Linked DNA regions of Homo sapiens: region 2 is linked to region 1. A link is an interaction called in ENCODE POLR2A ChIA-PET data of the cell type or tissue named here. Cell type or tissue: CD4-positive, alpha-beta T cell. All regions are shown on one strand. Links, peaks and the distances in the headings refer to the core of each region. The heading gives the core; the rest is flanking DNA. Region 1 overlaps CD96 (CD96 molecule). Region 2 has its middle 6.5 kb from the start of PLCXD2.

Evidence for each region. Peaks named below come from ENCODE experiments on the same cell type or tissue, not always from the same donor. Only the 100,000 strongest peaks of a DNase experiment are listed, where the experiment ranks them.
Region 2: POLR2A ChIA-PET joins it to region 1 with 9 read pairs; 6 of 35 experiments call an interaction of 5 or more read pairs at or near these places.

What each region holds. Positions count from the first base shown.
Region 1 is chr3:111,545,554-111,550,940 of GRCh38, reverse strand. The region is part of intron 2 of CD96 (CD96 molecule); the gene reads right to left. Among named protein-coding and RNA genes, the nearest start is that of CD96, 6.0 kb to the right of the region's middle. In CD4-positive, alpha-beta T cell, for the core only: no CTCF peak of the experiment used is centred there; DNase peaks (open chromatin) are centred at 2,720 and 3,060; H3K4me3 peaks cover 3,293 bases; H3K27ac peaks cover 4,911 bases.
Region 2 is chr3:111,665,491-111,670,877 of GRCh38, reverse strand. It overlaps a transcript of CD96 not described here. Among named protein-coding and RNA genes, the nearest start is that of PLCXD2, 6.5 kb to the left of the region's middle. RefSeq lists an enhancer at 2,894-2,943. In CD4-positive, alpha-beta T cell, for the core only: CTCF peaks have their summits at 1,584 and 1,784 (motif pointing left); DNase peaks (open chromatin) are centred at 1,757 and 2,777; H3K4me3 peaks cover 543 bases; H3K27ac peaks cover 2,968 bases.

The sequences.
Region 1 (5,387 bases), core at 101-5,100:
AATGTGGCACTATGTACTTTTTAATGCCCAGACTCAAGCAGCCAATCACTGCTGGAGAAAGCCTTGTGCGAATTGTTTTCACTACCATTTCATACCATACCCAAATGGATGTTCAACACAGACCAAAAATCCAAATGTGTTAACTTAGTGAATCCATTTCCCTTCTATCCATAGCAGCTGTTTCAAACCTTCCTCAATCTTCTTTTCTGAAGCTTCCTTCCTCTCTCTAGCTGAAGATGGTTTTGTTTCCTATTTTAGAGAAATAGAAGACAGCACCTCCCTCATCATATGCACTCATCTTATTTTCCCTCCCACCTGTTACAATAAAAAAAAACTGTTCTTTTTTTTTCAATATCGGGGTAGTCCTACTTGTGTTGTGAGTATCATTGTCCCCATTTTCTTAGAAACCTTGGTTTATTATTTTATCTTCCATACTGTGTATTTAACTACCCTTTTTCAACTAGATCCTGCCCATTAACTTTGAAGCACAGTCAAGTGTTTCTTATTAATTGAAACCACCACCACCATCACTACTGTAGTATCAACAGAATCCCGCATTTGAACACCTCTATCTACTCTTCCTATTACTACTGGCAGATTTCTTGAAAGTCATATCAATGTGCTGTCCCCATTTCCTTGCCTCCCACTCATTCCTCTTCTCCCTCCAGCCTGACTTCCATTCCATAATGCCATCAAACAGTTCCTGTTAGGTGATAAAAAAAACTTCATGTTTTAAAATACATTCGAATAACTATTTTATCTTCTTAGAAACTTTATAATTGATGGCTATTCCTTTTATGTAATATGTTTCCAGGTTTTTGTGACCCAATTCACTCCTGATTCTACTTTTGCCTCTTTAATTGCTCTTCATTATCCTCTGAAGACTCACCTTTCTCCATCCGTCACCATGGACTCTGCTGAAGTGCCACATGGCTTTTCTTGCTTGATTTTCTCTTCCTAGAGGATTTCTTTCACTCCCAGAATTTTAGTTAACACTCACACTCAGATGACTCTGTATCTTCAGCTTAAACCTCTCTCCTAGATCTGAAATTGTATATCCAGTTTACCTAACGTCTTCTGTATGTCACAACTTCATGCCTAACTCAACATCTATAAGATTAAATGCAAAATAATTTCTGTATGATCTGATCATCTTCCAGTGTTCCCTAATACAATGTTCCCCTATTTTTTCTGTGTCACATATTAGAAATTAAAGCATCATCCTTGACGCTGCTTTTTATTCCTTCCTTCACGTAGGCAATCCACCACTGATCCTGTGGGGAGAATCTCCTACACAAGTTTCTAATCTAAACATTCTTCTATTTCTAGTTCATTGCCACTGTACTTAATGGTACCAGCATCTCTCATGTAGCTTTCTGCTGTTGTCTTCTAACTGATCCACACTATCGTCTCTGCCTTCTCCAATTCATTCTCTACACTTGAACCACAAAGATGCATTTTTGAAATGCAAAACAAAAAAAATCAAACAAAACAACCACCTTTTAATTAGTTCCCACAGCTCTTAGGATAAAGACAAAACTCCTTAAATGGACTAATCAATCTTTCTAACCTTATCGTCAACTGCCTCACCTGTAATCCCTCTGCTCCAGCCATAATACCTTTTAAAATCTCCCCTGCCTACCCAGTTGTTATAACTTCCTTCCCCCATAGAACCTTTGCATGTCCTGTTCTTTGTAAAGCTCTGTGTTCACTTGGTTAACTCCAGTTGAAGCAGCGCTTCCAAAGGAAAGGAAAGGAGAGGGGAGGGGAGGGGAAGAGAGGGGAGGGGAGAAGAGAGGGAAATGAAAATAAGGGGGAAGGGAAAGGAAAGGACAAAGTAAAGAAAGTCTTTTCTGATTTTCCTATTATACCCTCTCATACACTACTTCCTCACTTCTGAAGCACTTCTCACTGTTGCAATTTGATATTTGTTTGCTTATTTGATGAATGTCAACTTCTTCCTATTGAACTTTGTGATTCATGAAGACACAGTCATGCATATATGCCTACTCTGTGCCTAGTGCCCAGTGTCTAGCACTGTAAGCACTCAAAAACACTTGTTGGATAAAGACTAAATACAGGAATTTAAGAAGAGCCAGCATTCAGGCTCAATACAAACTAGACAGGATAACAACATGTTTTAGACCAAGCTTATCAACATTGTAGTATCAAAATTTTATTGCTACTATTACTACTACTTCCAGGACCATGACTTCTCCAACCGCATTCACTGCTACTACTGCTTCCAATAACATTAACAGCCCACCAAGGCATTTACTGTGAACTAGTAAATTAAAGCCATGTTATACTCTTATAACTGATCTTAATAACTACAAATTTTAAAATGCACCAAAATCTTACAATCTGAAGCATTATGGGATCCAGTAGCATTCAAATGAATGAAATCTAGATTATGACAATCCAAGGCTTAACTCAGAGAACTGCATTTCTTGGAGTGACTGAAAATCTCCTAACCTAGGAGGAAACTCTGTCAAGTGAAAGCGAAAAAGAGGCAAACCTCACACTGTTTATTATATTTCCACTCTTGTCCACAATCTCAGAGCACTAAGACACACACAGAGACAAAATATTGTGAAAAGAGAACAGAATCCTTTCACAGCTAGGCCCTTGGGGAACATGGGAACAGGATTTAGACACACACTGTGTTGTGAGCAGACAAGAGAGAATGACTCAAACAGCAACAGAAAAGAAACAGGAAGAGATGATCAACTCAAACACTTCAAGTCCCTCAGCATTTTCAAATTAGGTTCTTATGCACCACTTCAATTTGCATTTGTTTATGTACTATATAAGTGTTTGCACTTCAGGTGTGTTTTGCTTACCCAACTAGCTTGTAAACTTAAAGATTGCACAGGGGCATAAGAAGAAAACTGTACAAGTGAGAGGAGAAGAAGCAAGAGAAGATCAAAACAGTAAAGGGTAGAAAGAAAATATGCTATTGGTTGTGAACTTGACAGAGCTCTCAGATGGCAACTGCCTCCCTTTAGTCAGCTGCCTACTCTGTAGCTCCGTACCAGGCTTACATTTGTGGTCACTCTGTGGTGAAGGATGTTTCCCCCTTCTGTTTTGCTCTTTTCTATTTTACTCCCTTTGTACCCAAAATCACAATACCAGAACCATTTCTCTAACACTGAGGCCATTGCTTTTCATCTGATCCAGATGACAGCAGCAAAGTTACATTCAGAAGACCGGAAATTTTCCAACCGCAAAAAGTATAGATACGGTTTCTGCCTCTCCAGTGACCTGCAGTTTTTAGTAGCTACAAGCTTAACTCCCTTGGTTCTCTTTATTTTAAGAAATACATTTCTTTAAAGGCAACATCATCCTCCTTTCTGGATAATATACTATCTGTTCTCCATTGCTGTCTTCATTTTGTGGCATCACTTATTCTATTTCCTATAAGGTACATCAGTCCATGTTGCCAAGTCTCAATGAAGGAAACACTGAGTCCTCCGTGAGGCAATAGTATTGTTTACTGGTTCAGGCAGAATGTACAAAAAAAACTATGTATGAAACCAAGGTCAATGTGTACTTGTACTAACATTACATGGCAAATGTCTTACTGGGTTCCAAATGAGGTCAATATATAAAAAGAAGGAGCAGGGCTCATATTTAATTGGAACTGAGAAATAGAATTTGCTCAATATAATTATTACTATTCTTAATTGAAAACTACCATTTACCAAACTCTTATCCTTTAGCAGGAACTATATGTTTAAGTGCATTACACAGATTATCTCATTTAATCACCAAGCTAGTGATACCTGTAAAGAAAGCACTATAATTATCCATATTTGTTATGTAAGAAACTTGAAACAACTTGGGAATGATGAAACGTATGGTAAATGATAGAGCCAATATCCAAATACAGGCTACCTGAATCAAACTATGTATAGCTAAACAGTTTTCTATATAGGTCTTCCATTTCTCTTTACTTCAATCCCACTCCACTCCATCCTTAATTGAACTGAAGTGTGTGTGTGTGTGTGTGTGTGTGTGTATGTGTCTGTGTGTGTGTGTGTGTGGTGTGTTTTCCTCCTGGAAAACAGCAAGGGAATTGGGCATTATAAGATAGTAGTTGATGGGACCTTGGCCTATAGGTGGACTGTTCCAACAGCATATTTTTAAAGCAAGTAAGTTATAAGACATGGAGAGGAGGCTATAAATCCATACCTGTTGCTTGTTCTGGACAGCTCTATGCCCCCTTTAATATGACCTTCACGAGTTATTTTTTTTTCTTATATTACCAGGCCACTTTGCCCTGAGTTAGAACCAGTCCACTGCCAGTGCATTTTGCATCTGTTGGCTTTCACTTTCATTGTTTTCCATTAGCAGAAATGAAAATCATTTACTTTAGGACCAGGTAATTTAGGGCAGGCATTATTATAATCATTTTCCAAATGGGCTCAGAGAATTTACACCACAGGCCCCAAGTCAAATTTTATTTCTATTCAGAAAGGAGCTAGAACTTAAATCTAGGATTCCCACTTCTAAATGCAGGCCTCCAAAGTATGTTTGGTGTGAATGCTTCATAGTTAGCAGCTTCCTTTGTCCCTTTACCTGCCCTAGACTAAATATTGTATACCCAGAATCACTTTCATAAATTCACCCACAAACCTTCCTTTACCTTCCATCACAGTGAATAGCACCACCATTCAGGTGTGCATGCCAGACACCCAGATGTCACCTTTAACTTCTTTCTCTCCTTCCTTCATACTGCCCTTGTCTTATATTCTCTCTATGATCATATCTGTTTTATGCCCAATGAACAAAATTTGCCATTTTCCTTCTATATCTACCTGAACTACCACTCTCTCTTTTCTGGGCTACTGAGGTGGTCTCCTGAGTTGTCTCTACCTTCTCCTTCTTGTCCATCTTCACCTCATTTTCACATGAAAGTCAGTATGACTTTTTTTTTTTAAACAACACAAATACAGTCAGCCTATAAATGTCATGCCATCCTTTTGTTGGAAATACTTCCATGTCTTCTTATGGTTCTGAGATCAAAATAGAAACCTTTTAAAAGGGAAGCTGACCAGGTCCAACATGATCTGGTCCTTACCTGCCTTATCCTTTAATTGCTGTATTGCTGTCCCACTGGCATTTTCCCATTTCTTCAAACACTCCAAAGAGCTTCATGCAAGCTCTTTTCTCTCTCTGGGATTACTCACAATCCCACTCTGCCTCAGCCCCACCTCCTAAATTGTGGTAGTGTCTACTCATTCTTTAGACTTAAGCTATGGTGTTAATTTCTAAAGGACAATTTCAATGGCCTCTGTGATGTGCTCCTTCACAAGACTGTTACAGTATTTATTATCGACACTTATCACTGTTGCAAGTTTACATTTATTTACTTAAATGCTGTG
Region 2 (5,387 bases), core at 242-5,241, 120 kb before region 1:
CTTAAATTATTTTTTATTACTTGAACACCTCATCAAACTGTTCATCCATTTTTATTGAATACAACCAATCTCATTTATGTAAATACATATGCAAATCTGTTTTCTGGAAATTTTTTCTCCATTACACTCTTATTTCCCCAACCATTCCCCATTCTGCCATAATTATCTTCCAAAATACAATGTGAATAATTTTGCTTCCCTTCTTAAAAACCTGCAATGGCCTCTCTTGTCAACATAAAAAATTTTCCAAGCTTTTAAATATGCTTTGTTCATAAACAGCCTTTACCAGGGTTACAATTATAATAGGTGACATGTAATGGTAAAGACCCTGCTGGATTCCTGAAGAGCTGACTATAACCTTAGCCCTCTATTTGGAGACTCCCTTATTGTTTGAAATGTCTGTACTTTACAAGTGGTTTGTTTTGTTTGGATTCACGTGATAAATGAGTAGTGAGGATCCCAGATAAAGCACCAAAACAGCTTGCCATTCAGACATGTGTAGTTGGCAGGATAAGCCGGCCTGATTTTACTTGATTAAAGGCACCCAAAAAGCCTTGGAGGAAGCATATTGATTTAATGATATTGGGACCAGGGCTGTCCCTGGTCCCCAGAGCTAAGCCCCAGGACTGTCTTACTTCCCAGGCTGTGTACGAGATGGGGAAGGAACAGATCCCAAGCAGAATCAGAACACAGACATGTATTTGGTCGAGGGATATTGCCTAGAGGAGAGTGAGGTTATATGATGCTTTGAGTTCCACAGTGATGCGTCACACACAATTTTTTTTTCTGGCTGGGGAGTGGGGTGGGTGGAAAAGGAATAAGGGACTGAAATGAGGAGCCAAGTAAACGAAAGATGGGATGGAGTAGAAGCTGCTTTGCTTTATGGCCTCGTACCAGTAGAGTTTATTCCTAGTCTTTCCCAAGCTTCTTCACCCAGCTCAAGCCAAAAGACTGTATGATAAAGATCAGAGGAGAATGAGGAGATGCAACCAACATAGGTGGTGCTGGGACGTGACGACAGCAGCAGCAATTACCTCCAGGAAGAGTGACATCATTGCAGCAACTGGGGATCTTCAGGAGCCTCCAAGGAAATGGAGACACTGAGGCACACACTTGTGGACACATGATACAACTTACACATTCCTGACATCAGAAGACAGAGGATTGGGATCCACTTATTTTGTTGATTGGGGTAGAGCCGGAGACTATTGTTTTGTCATTTTTACTGTGACCATTCCCGGATTATACCCAGGTGGTGTGTCCTTGAGAAACTGGGTAGAAGAGAAGCAGAAGCTTAAGCAGGAAGTAGCGTTGTCTATATTACCTCATGCCCACTTGGTATTTATGGCCCACAACTGGGATTCTGTAATGAGACAAGAGTGAACGGCAGCAATGGCTGGCCATAAGATTGTTTCTCCCAGATTTGAAAGCTCGGTGTTCAGGAAGACCCTAAGAGCCTCTGTGCCTTTTAAGTTTATTGGACATTAAGTTTTTCTGGTATGCTTTCAGAAAATTTATTTTAACAGTAGTCGTTACTATAATACTTTTGAGAGGGCTACTAACAAGTGATGATTGTAAAATTCATTTTAATATCCATTCATTTCCGTCTACCACACCACATTCCAGCATCCTCTTCCATTTCTCCTTCCCACGCCACCTCCAATCCCTGAAAAGGAAATTGAGAGGAAATAAAGGCCTCAGAGCCTTTATTTTCTAGCTAGTTAGCTAGTTAGCTGCAAAGTCCCTGATTTAAGATGTTATAGAGCCACCTACTGGTATTCAAGGCTCACTTCAGGCACGTATAATATGTTCTGTCAGTGTCAATTATTCCTAAAAATGCCTGTAGATCACCAGCAACAGGAACAACTAGGAGTTTATGCAATATACAGATTTCTGGATCAAATGCCAACCCTCCTGCATCAGATCCTCTGGGATGGCATCTTTTCCTCCTGTCTTTAAAATGTTCTCCTCAGGGGATTTTTATGTCTCAAATGTTTGAGATGAAGGCTTTGAAATGTCAACAAATTTCTCTTTTTTAAAAAAGTTAAAATAGGTAGAATGGCAGAGTAAACAATTCTTATCCATGCTGCATATAACTTTATGCAATTAGGAAGACTATTTTGGCAGAGATAGTTGATCTCAACTAGCAGGAAAATCAATTGATCTGCCACCCTTACCTTTTTTTTCTCCAGGCTACCACCCCACCCCAAGGTTCCTAGAATTATGAGAATTATGTCTATTATTAGGAGACATTGTTGTATTAATGTGTATATTAGTAATCACTTGAGCTTCAGTCACAACAGAATGACCTCTGTGCATTTGTTATCATTTAACCAATCTAATCTTGGGAATGCATTCTTTTAACAACATGACTCTGCAATTTGGTGTGCCACTATCAATTGGAAATAGCATGATGCCACCTCATCCATGGAGTAAAAATTAGTAATATTATCATTACCTAATACTATCATTCTCTTCCAACTTTTTAAATATTAAAATTACAAGTTTGTACAAACAACCTTAACCAACAAAAATATTTTTTAATAAAGTAAATAAATTTCAATGTAAATAAAAGTAATGAATTTTTAGTGTGTCAACAACTCTCTCTGATCAACTCTCTCTGAATGTTAGGTTGTAGTCAAAAGCCCTTACAAATGCTTCTTGGCCTTTTGATGATTTTGTTTCAAAGGATTCTGATTTGCTTAAGTGTCTGTAGTTAACTCCCCAACTCAGCCACGTGTTCGGCTCTGCCCTTCCTAAACTGCAGAAACTGGTCATGGAGGAAGTTGTAGTTTATCTTAGCAACATCTGCACCCACAGCTTCCTCTTCCTTTGAGTAGCAGAAGTAAAAGAGAAAGTAAAATTTATGCCACACATCTTTCTGTTTCAGCCAAGTATAAAGGAGAATATTCTAGAAGTCAGAGTTAAGCAATATAATGAAGTAGAGGAGGAAGTGAGTTCCTATAACTGGAAGCATCCAAGCCAAGCTTGGCACCAATAAGACAGTAACATGATAGAATTGAAGCACCTGATGCTTGATTGAACTACATGAACTTCACGGTCTTTCCAACCGTACTCTGTTTTTTTCCCTCTGCCTGCTGTAGATACCTTTTGTCTTTGCACAGTTAAGCCTTTCTTTCCTTTTTATTGCCTTTCCTCACTCAAATCTTTGACTTCATTTGCTGTAGTCAGGACTAACAGAACTTCTATATAAATATGGACCTAATATTCTAAAATCATGCGGCTACCAGCAAAAGCTTGAGATTGTGTTTTGGGGAGTACCTTTATACTGGTAACACGTTCTAGCCTCTGGGGACACCTCAACATTTTCTCTACCCTCTCCCCGCATTCAGCACCCAGGATGAGATGCGCTTAGCTCAGGCAGTCAGGCTCAGAAAACACATAATGAAGCTCTCAGAGTGGGAAGTATGAATGACCTGGATGGAAGTCACCTTTAGTGCCTCCATCACCTCCACAGTGGTAGGATTGATGTGTGTGCGGCCCGAGGGCAAAGCTTCTCAACTCTTGCGCCAGATGTGCCCTAATCATGGAGCTGAGTAAATGCACACTCCCCAGAGCCCTGTATGGCAGGCATGACAAGCACTGATCCTGGCATTTCTTTCAAGCTGCATAGTTTGTTTTTGTAAATTCATTCACATTTTGTTACACACACACACACACACACACACATGCACACACACACACAAAATTGATGTTCTGGATGTGCTATGTTTGCCCTGTGGCTTCGAGTCCCTTCTGGCACACGCCTTTATTCTTGGGTACTTGTGACCCCTAATGTGAAAGTCCTAGGTCTGGAAGAAAGGCACCAAGAAGTCAATTAGGCACAAGAAAGCTCTGTTCACTCATGGCCCAGCCAACTTTAGTAAAGTAGAAGACTATGAGTGGATTTGAAACCAAAGCTTGAAATCGTGTCTATTTGCCCAAACCTTAGGCAACCTGGAGCAAACGCTGGTGAAGAATCAAGATTATGAGCCATTAGACTGTCTTCTTAAAGAGAGTAGAGAACTGAAAGCTTCCCACCTAAGCTTAACTCCCTCCTCTTGAGTTGACCAGGAGAAAGTTTCACTTGTAGGGCTCATCCTGCCCTTCTGGTACCGAATGTACAATATTAAAGCCTGATAAATTTACACAGCGGAAGTAGAAGACAAGAGGCCTCTGACTCAGGTCTCAAACTCCTATGAATCTTTAGCCTGCTGAGGTATGTTCTTGCTCCAAGAGTTTTAGACTAAGTTTCCTCACCTGTCTAGACTGGTGTTCTGTGTCTACTTACTTGAGTCTTCACTGATTCCTTGGATCTGTTTTTTTTTTTTTTTTCCTCTGCACCTATGATGCCTGCCTGATTCTACCAATCTGGGCTAAACTTTGAAACTGACTCAGTGGCCTATTCAGCCTAAGGCATCTGCCAAGCTGCCCAGATTTAGGTCCTGACCTCTCCTGGCCTGACTGACATGCCACAATAAAAATCATTAGAAGAAGAGCATTGATTTAAAGTGGATATATTAGTCTGTGATGTGAAGTGAGTCAAAAGAAAAGCTCAACTCACCATACTTGAGTGACAATCACCACCTTTAGCAAATTCTCTGCTCCACAAGGCATTTTTCTTTCTCCTACTCACTCATTTGCCATTTCCTGTCATTCATTCACATGATACTGAATTGAATACTACTTTGTGTCTGGCCTCATCCTCACAGTGGGGGCGTTGAGGAGTGAAGGCAGCTTTCCACCTTTGAGGACATTTGGGTCCAACAGAGTTCACAGCCCGCATTCCCTCATCTTGGAGTGACATTGCACGTTTTGACATAAACATTAAAGCAACAATAGCAAACTGAAAAATTTCATCTCAGTAGATAGGACAGAGAGTATCTTCAAATAGTATTTATTGAACAGATAAATATTGGTCAAGCTGTGTACCCAAAATTTGGGGTGATGGGTAAAAGTCCTGTAGGAGGAGGTTCTGTAGAAGTGATTGCTGAGCCTTCTTCCTGCCCCCGCTCCTGTGTGGGGAGCCCCAAGTAGGAATGATGAGCAGGAGTCTGCCCAGTTCTGCCACATGTGTGGGATCTTGCTGCAGGGACTGCTGTAAACTGTGAATTGTTTCCGTAGTTTCTACTAAAGTAGCAACAAAAAACACTGCCCAAGGGTTTGAGGGAGGAATGAAAGTCTCTTTCTTGGGTGGAGTCTGGAGAAACACAGCTTAGTTTTCTTTGATATGAAATGGTTCAACGGTGAGAGGGTAAGTTTGCTCTGGAGTTTTGGGAAAATCAAAGGGCTCCAATTATCTCCTTAAGAAAGGAAAATTGATTGAAGTTTTGGTGGATCCCAGCCAATACCTAGGGTAGAATAAGACCCAGAAATGATATAAAAAC